2 separate regions of the Homo sapiens genome follow, and region 2 is linked to region 1. The links are chromatin loops, found by intact Hi-C in ENCODE. Cell type or tissue: endothelial cell of umbilical vein. All regions are shown on one strand.

The links. Peaks named below come from ENCODE experiments on the same cell type or tissue, not always from the same donor. Only the 100,000 strongest peaks of a DNase experiment are listed, where the experiment ranks them.
Region 2: it touches region 1 in a loop (8-fold over the local background); 2 of 110 quality-filtered maps call a loop at or near these places.

Annotation. Positions count from the first base shown.
Region 1 is chr5:173,916,413-173,920,412 of GRCh38, reverse strand. All of the region lies in intron 2 of CPEB4 (cytoplasmic polyadenylation element binding protein 4), which reads right to left. Among named protein-coding and RNA genes, the nearest start is that of CPEB4, 30 kb to the right of the region's middle. RefSeq lists an enhancer at 2,151-2,410. In endothelial cell of umbilical vein, no CTCF peak of the experiment used is centred here; DNase peaks (open chromatin) are centred at 162, 732, 1,812 and 2,352; H3K4me3 peaks cover 1,374 bases; H3K27ac peaks cover 3,124 bases.
Region 2 is chr5:173,332,211-173,336,210 of GRCh38, reverse strand. It overlaps LOC124901137 (a long non-coding RNA gene), which reads right to left. Exons shown (of 2, transcript XR_007059056.1): 2 at 1,089-1,401. Among named protein-coding and RNA genes, the nearest start is that of STC2, 5.8 kb to the right of the region's middle. In endothelial cell of umbilical vein, no CTCF peak of the experiment used is centred here; a DNase peak (open chromatin) is centred at 1,730; H3K27ac peaks cover 2,177 bases.

The DNA.
Region 1 (4,000 bases):
GATTTTTAAAAGTTATTTATATTTCAATTAATCAGGGCTGCTCTTCAGAATTAAGACTTGCTCTTTATTGTTGGTTTCTCAAGCACTAAAAGGGGGCTCTAATTGGTTGATTCCTCCTTCTCTTTTCCAATACACAGCAACTGGCATCAACCCAACTGGATTCCAAAGAGATTATGGAAGTGCTTTCCCTTCAGAGTTCCACTAATGTTCTTAATTGACTGGTTACCAGGTAATACCCAGAATAAAACAAAGCCTTGCTTTTAGAACTGAGTGCAGTGGTGTAGGACTGAATTCAGAATCAGTCAATTAGATAAAATAATGAAGCCCAGAGGCAGCCTGACCATCTCAATGTCTGATTTGAAAAGTAGTGACTAGTTTAAACCTTCTTAAAAAGTATTCCTTTTACAAATTGTATGGCTAATTGTACAGGGCTAAGCAAGAACAATTTCAGAGAATTTTCTCTCTCCTCCTTTTTAGTTTTGGTAGTAAGGATAATGGTAATGTGAGGGGGAAAAACAAGAAATTCACAATCCAGGCACATACAGTTGATAAATGAATCAACTGCATACAACATTCAGGTAGAAAGTCCATGCAGGAGTTTTGGGAAGTAATAATTCTGTGGCACAATTGTGAACTGTTCCCTCGTTCCTGTTGCTAAACTAAATGCAGAGAATCTTGGATATTTTTATGACAACTATGAATCAGGTGGCATTTCTTCCCCTCCCCCAAAGTCAGCAAATAACATCGTCATGGATTATATAACAAGATCAAGGAAAGCCTTAAGACCTTCATAGACAACAAAGGGCTTTTTTATTAAGCAGATATTTGGGCTGTTTTTGTAGCTGCCAGGAAATGAGACAGCAAGAGTCACCTCTATAGAATTTTATTATAGAAGGAAAACAGAAAAACCAAGTGACACTATTAAAGGTGCACAATACACTCTATTAATTTAGATGTGGCACATGAATGACATGTATCCCCATAAATATTGTGGGGCCCCTTCTCTTTTTTACAGTAGGAAGGTCCCTAATATTTATCATTGACAAACTGTGGACAAAGTCTGAAAATCTTACTACTTAATTGTCATTCTGATTTCATTTCTGAGTGGAGATTACTATTTTTGCCTGTCCAGATGGTAAAACATAAGCTTAAATTGTACACAAAACTTAATATGACAAAGCAAAACATTAAAGAAAAGTACTTGTTAATTTGTTACCTGATTGTTGCTTGTTTTCTTATTTATCTCTAAGTTTTTATCTACCACACATAGTTAAATCCCTGCCCTGAATGTATGTCAAACAATATTAAGTCATAATAACCATATTATAAGGGAACTTTACTACAACTGAAAAGAAAAAATTATGTATTAAAAAAATCTTTTAAATGTATGTTTAACCTTCTAATAACATTAAAAGTTTACTATTATAATACTTCCCCCATCTACTCGCCCACCGTTACCCTCACCTCTCACTCAGGTAACAAAGAATAAAACGATAACCGATTTTCATGGCCTCAAAATAGGATTCCTTGTGTTCAATGTTCAGGATTAAGATAAAGGGGCTGCTTAAGTAATTACGGACCCACATCATGGATGACATAAGACAAATTCCCCCTTTGTGGCAACTGCTTATTTGATTTTCAGACCAAATAAAAACAAGGGTTAAATATTCAATCACGAATGTGTGGCAGGTAGAGGGCAGAGGATCACTATTTTCGATTGACTAGTATGTGTTATGTAAGTAAACGGGGCAGATGAGGATCTGGCCCATGCACAAGATGCATTTAGTTTGAACTGAGTTGGTTTCCATTCAGAGGCTAGAGGGAGAAAGGCTTCAGTCCGATCCTATGACGATGTCGGCATTCACATACATCACATGATTTTCTTTCCTAGGCATTTCCCCTTACCCTCCCCGCCTTATAAAAACCCAAAGACAAAAACAACAGCAACCCCAAATCTGAAAGGGGGTAATCGCACTGCTCAAAATCCACACCTTTGTAAGCTCAACCTACACAGTACAGTGAGGAATCCAACAAATCCGGATCAAAAGTAAATCAGAAAGCAGGCAGTTGTTCAAAATTAAGAATAGGCCCTTCACTTTTCATACAAAAAAATCATGCCACACAATTTCGCCCTCTTCTTCCTCACAATAGAAGTTACCTCAACACAGAAGCCCAGGTCCCATCCTACAGCACAGCTAAGCCAAGGCAAGAGAAAGACTGTTTAGGATGTTCCATTTCCGCAGTCAAGAGAGGGAGAGTACAGGAGGAGAAGAAACACGCTTCATTCCTACATAGCCACACACACATTTAATTGTAGCCCAGTTTAAATTATACTCTTTGCTATTTAACGTCCTCCATTACTTATGAGGCTTTGAGAATTAAGGCAACTTTCTAATTCTTAGGAGACTTAAGTCACTCCCCTGTTACGCTACTTTGAATTACTTGGTATCATCCAAACCGAGCAAGAAAGAGCCAGCCTAGTTCAGGAAGGCTTCAGCCAGACACGCAGGCAGCTGCCGGCCGACTCTGAGTCTTAAAGACTTAATGATATTTAAAGATCCCTCAATTCGCCAGACACATTTGATACCACACACTAATAATTTACTTGGAAGGAGAAATTTGATTATAAATCCGAGTAAAATTAACTGGTTTGCGTTATCCATTTCTTCTTCTTTTTTATTTCTTTGAGATGGAGTTTCAGTCTTGTCGCCCAGGCTGGAGTGCAATGGCTTGATCTTGGCTCACTGCAACCTCCGCCTGCCAGGTTCAAGCGGTTCTCCTGCCTCAGCCTCCCAAGTAGCTGGGATTACAGGCGCCCGCTACCGCGCCCTGCTAATTTTTACATTTTTAGTAGAGACGGGTTTCACCATGTTGGCCAGGCTGGTCTTGAACTCCTGGTGATCCACCCACCTTGGCCTCCCAAAGCCCTGGGATTACAGGCGTGAGCCACCACGCCCAGCCTATCCACTTCTTCTTTATGGTACTTTGAATCTGCCCCATTAAATGTCCCTTAAAGGAAAATGTCCATCTAATCCTTTAAAAAGGTTGGAGGTTAGGGTACCAGTAATCTGTTCTTATTTTGCCACAGGCAAACCAATTTAAATAGAAAAAGGTTAAATACTGTAAGAAATTATATACTCTCCCCACCATTCCTACCTGAAATAAATCATTCTAATATTAAAGCAACAGAACCTATTTTAGTAGGACTTCCTTTCATTTTGAAAAAAAATTATTTATTCCCAAATTACTTCAAATTTATAACATATGAAATAAATAAGTGACAAAATTTAGCAACTCTCATAGCAGGTTTCCAGAGCTATTTCAGCCTGCACAGAGTCAGTATCTGTATAAAATACTTGTTCTAATGCCTCTCTACCAGTATACAACATGTGTTCTCTAAGTCAACTAAGTGACTGCAATTTGGAATATAGGAATATTAGTAAAATGGTGTATCGAAAGAAAAGTTAAGGTTTCCTATTATTTATTACATATTTTTAAGTAGCACTAAATTCTATCCCAACTGTAAAGATACAGAATTTAAATAATCCCCACAGCCACTCTCTTACAATGATATAAAAAAAACTTTTATAAAACTGATGAAACAAGCTTTGTGTACTAAACTTTCAACTTGAGTTTCATGATTTTCTTCTAGAAAGGTTATTATAAATTCTTTTGCTTAGCAACAAAGAAAAGAAGCACAGATGGAATCATCACTTGCCCACTCATTTAAGCATTTGTTTCAAACAAATTTACAGCAATGAAAAATAGTCAGGGAAGGGTCTCTAAATTTAACACGTAGATAAAGCAAGAAAAAATATGAAAGTGTTTTAAAATGCAAGGTCACAACACCTTTGGCAGTCAGGAATTAAATACATAGCATTTTTGGAGTAGATCCATAGCTCTTAAAATAAAGCGATGCATGAAACACGTGAGGCAGTGATGTATAACATGCTTCCACTACTTCCTCTACATATGCAATAGGTTTCCTGGGCACCATGGG
Region 2 (4,000 bases), 580 kb after region 1:
GACTTCTCAATGGGTCCCTGACTCAGGGGTCTCCCCTCCAATCCATCTGCAGTTCCCACGTCCTCAGGACTTCCTGGAACAATGCACTCTCCTTTATTGTTTAAGAGGTTTGCGCTGGGCTTTCTGTTACTTGCAGATGAAGCCAGATATACCAAGTCCTGGGGTCTAACCCCAGTCAAGGTTCCAACTGTGGGTCCTCTCCTCCCCGAAACACGGTCCCTCCTAGCCATGCCAAATCACCCAGCTTCTGCAACATGCTGCTTGCTCGCTCCTCTAGGCCTCTGCGTGTGTTGGTCCATCTGCCTGGATTCTTCTTTCTCCTCTTCTCCATCCTCGAAATGCCACCCTCCAATTCTCCAGGATCCAATTTCTACTTTTTTAAGTGAGTATAAAAACTAACATTTTTCATCGTTGACACCTTTCCCATGTCCCTCACCCATTCTCCTGGTTCATCTGTATCGTAACTCCTGCCATGTGATGCTATAAAAATTACTGCTTCCTCCCTCTGGATTGCTACCACAATAAGGGCAGCAACTGTGTCTATCTTTTCCGTTTCCCAGGATGCAACACCTAATCTAGTACACAGACATGCACAAGAGTTTGTTGAATGAATGAATATATGTCAGAGTGGGTTAGATTCTAAAATCTTCAAAGTGAAAAGCTTCTGTGGTCAAAATTAATCTTAAAACGTCTGTAAAATATTCATTAAGATATAATGTCCATGAGATATTCTATCAGTCCTGTATAGTAATTCTTATCACCACCAGAATTTGAGAAGAACTGAGTTACACCAAAGAAAGGAATAAACAGAGAGGCTGTGTGACGATGTCTCACATTCAAACCATCCATCTTTAAAGTAATCATCAATCAATGGTGGGCCTGTGTAAGAAAGGGCTGGGAATGGATGGAGACCTCTACAGTGACTCCCATTTGCTAAAGGAGTTTACTTCATTTTTGTTTTAATATTTTGCCCCTAAACTCTTAGCCCCCGGTGTAGCAGGAAAATGTCATCATCATCTTTTACCATCAGGGTCCAATGGATCCTTTCTATGTTTATGAATAAATCTACAGAAGTAAGACTAAAAGGATCGTTTTTTAAAACTTTATTAGAGACGTTAGTAATAGCAAATTTTCACAGCATATTTTCCTGGTTTTGAGTGTAGATAGGCCCAAAATGAGCAATGTCCTCTGCATGCAACTAACTGCTCACCAGCTGTCATGCATAAGCCTGGGACAGACCCATCTTATAAACACCAAGTCCTGATTTCAAGGAAATCTCTGATAAGTTCTAGCTCATCATTACTTCTGGTTCTTCTTCCACTTGCATCATAAAACTTATTACCTTTGAAACCTCTGACAGTTCATAATTTTGTTCAGGAGAAGATGGTCATCTTCTTTTCTCTGTAATTGAAAAGCATTTTTATTTTTAAATTTATAAACACCAATTAGAATGTTTAGTCCAGTGATTTTTTTCTTTCCTTTCCATACCACCTATTTCTTTTCAATCATCTTTGTACTCACCTTTGATCTGACTTCATCATTTGTCCCCTTCAAACTGTATCAAGAAAATTTCAATAAACAAACATAAAAAGTAAAAAAAAAAAAAATTGGCCCCCATTCTTTTAGCAAAACAGGATGCTCCAAGTTTTTGCGGCAAAATATAGTGTGATGAAATCATTCCTGTTGAATGACTAACAGGATGAGAATATCATATTTTTTGTTATCCTTAGAAATATATTGTTTACTCATGAATCCTTAAATCTGAGGAAATTAATCTAGGTTATTATCATGTAGGACTCATAGTCTGAGACTTTGCTTATACACTTCAGTCAGTTTCGCCATTATCGAGTCTTCCATAGTGCTGTCTCTCTGCATTCATCTTCTGATTTGACTAATAACTGTACAACATTTTCCTCTGTCACTTTTCTTCTCTTTACAGTTTGTGCAGAAAAATGAAAAATATAGCTGAATTTACAACTATATTTGATAAAAGTAAGAAGAAGAAGACTACAAAAATGGTATCCTCTGTCTTCTTTTATACTTTCTCGAGAAATGATGTAATACTTCAGGCAATGTGATCAAAAACCTGAAGGATGATACAACAGTGATAATTTGTTTCATTCTTGCATCATCCTTCTAGGTGATTCCATGATTCTCCCATTTCTTATTGGTGTTTTTTTTTTTTTTACCATAATTGGCAATAATTGATGAGTAATGATGAAATAATTTCTAGGGTGATAAAATGGAAGATGTTTAAAGATATAAGAAAATTAAGATCTCTAAGATCCTATGATACATCATCAATTTATAAATTATTTCAATAGTCATATGGTAACTTCAAGATAGAATGAGTTTTATTCTATTTTTGTTAAAAACTAGATGTTATCTTTCATCTTCAGAAGACTTCTGAAAACAAACAAAAGTCATGAAATACCAATCCTTACAAATTGTTAGAATTTCTCAGGAAAAAAAAAAACACCTTCAAAATCTAAAATTGGGTCCGATGGACCCTGATAACATACTGAAAGTTAAATCACATTAATAGATTTGGTCGTTTCCTGGAGCTTTCAAAATGTGGCTCCCTAGAAAACTGCCCCACAAAAAGATTCTTCCTTCAGCCACTTGACATCCAACCATTCTCCAACCAAAGTTAAAACCCACCCAGAGAGAGCTCTATCATACTATTCCAGCACCACAATGCCTGCCTCTGGGCCCAACCAGTACTCTCCATGGAAGCCAGGCAGCCCCTTGCCTGGGATACGTTCTCCTGGAGTTTGTCTCAAGATACAACAAGGAAGAAAAAATTATGACCCATGTAAAACAGAGAGGCCTTCTGGAATACCATTCAGGCTTCAGAGAAAGGCGTTAACAAAACTCAGACTACAGTCAGATGCCCAGTGTTTACTACTTTATATTCCTTCCAGTAAATGGGTTTATTGTGTTCCTACTCTCTTGGGGGTTTTTTTAATGCTTTTTTTTCTTTTGTATTTCCAGTCAATCCATGAATGGTTTGACTATTGATCTGTGACAGAGAGGAAATGCCCAATTCACAAAAGCGTTGTGTTCCCACACTTCCAAAGTTGGTTGTTTGGGGAACTCAGAATATATTTTCTTCCAAGAAACAATATTATACATGATAGGTTTACAGGCCAGCACCACAAAATCCTTCTTAACTCATTGTGTTGTTGGGCACTGCACTTTTATGGTATAAATTAGTAGAATATAATTTGGTTATAGTATTAAGAATAAACAAACCCAAATATTGAAGATATAATCTCCTTTATCCTGAATTATATTTAATGAAATAACCAGTTTAATGAAAAAAAGATAAGAGCAAAGATAGAGGCTTTTTTTTTTTTGAGACAGGGTCTTGCTCTGTCACCCAGGCTGGAGTACAGTGGTGCAATCATAGCTCACTGCAGCCTCAACCTCCTGGACTCAAGCCATTCTCCCAGAACCTCAGTCTCCCGAGTAGCTGCGATTACAAGCACATACCACCACGTCTGGCTAATGTTTGTATTTTCTGTAGAGACGGGGTCTTGCCATGTTGCCCAGGTTGGTCTCGAATTCCCGGGCTCAAGCGATCTACCTACCTCAGCCTCCCAAAGTGCTGGGAGATGGAGGCTTTTTAGGGAGAGACCTCTGCTTGCAAGATAATTTGGGAGGCCTGATAGCAGCAGTTTGTTATTTTTTTCTGTCCGGTTTCACCTTGATACCTTTTTTCATTTTCCTTCATACAGGTATGATGCACAGGAGCCAGGATTAGGGTAAATTTGAGACTCACAAAGGAAAACAGCAACGGATAGGGGAGCAAGAGGGAAAATAAGTGTGAAAGAGATCTCTTTGATGGGGGGATTAAGGCATGTTATTGCGAGGAGATTGGCTAAATCTGCATTAATTGATTTGCTAAGAAAAGGAAAGGAAACTGGGGAGAAGGCTGGAGACCCAATATCAGAACTTTCCAGGCAGGCAGAGTCGTGAGGACTGTGTAGCCAGACAG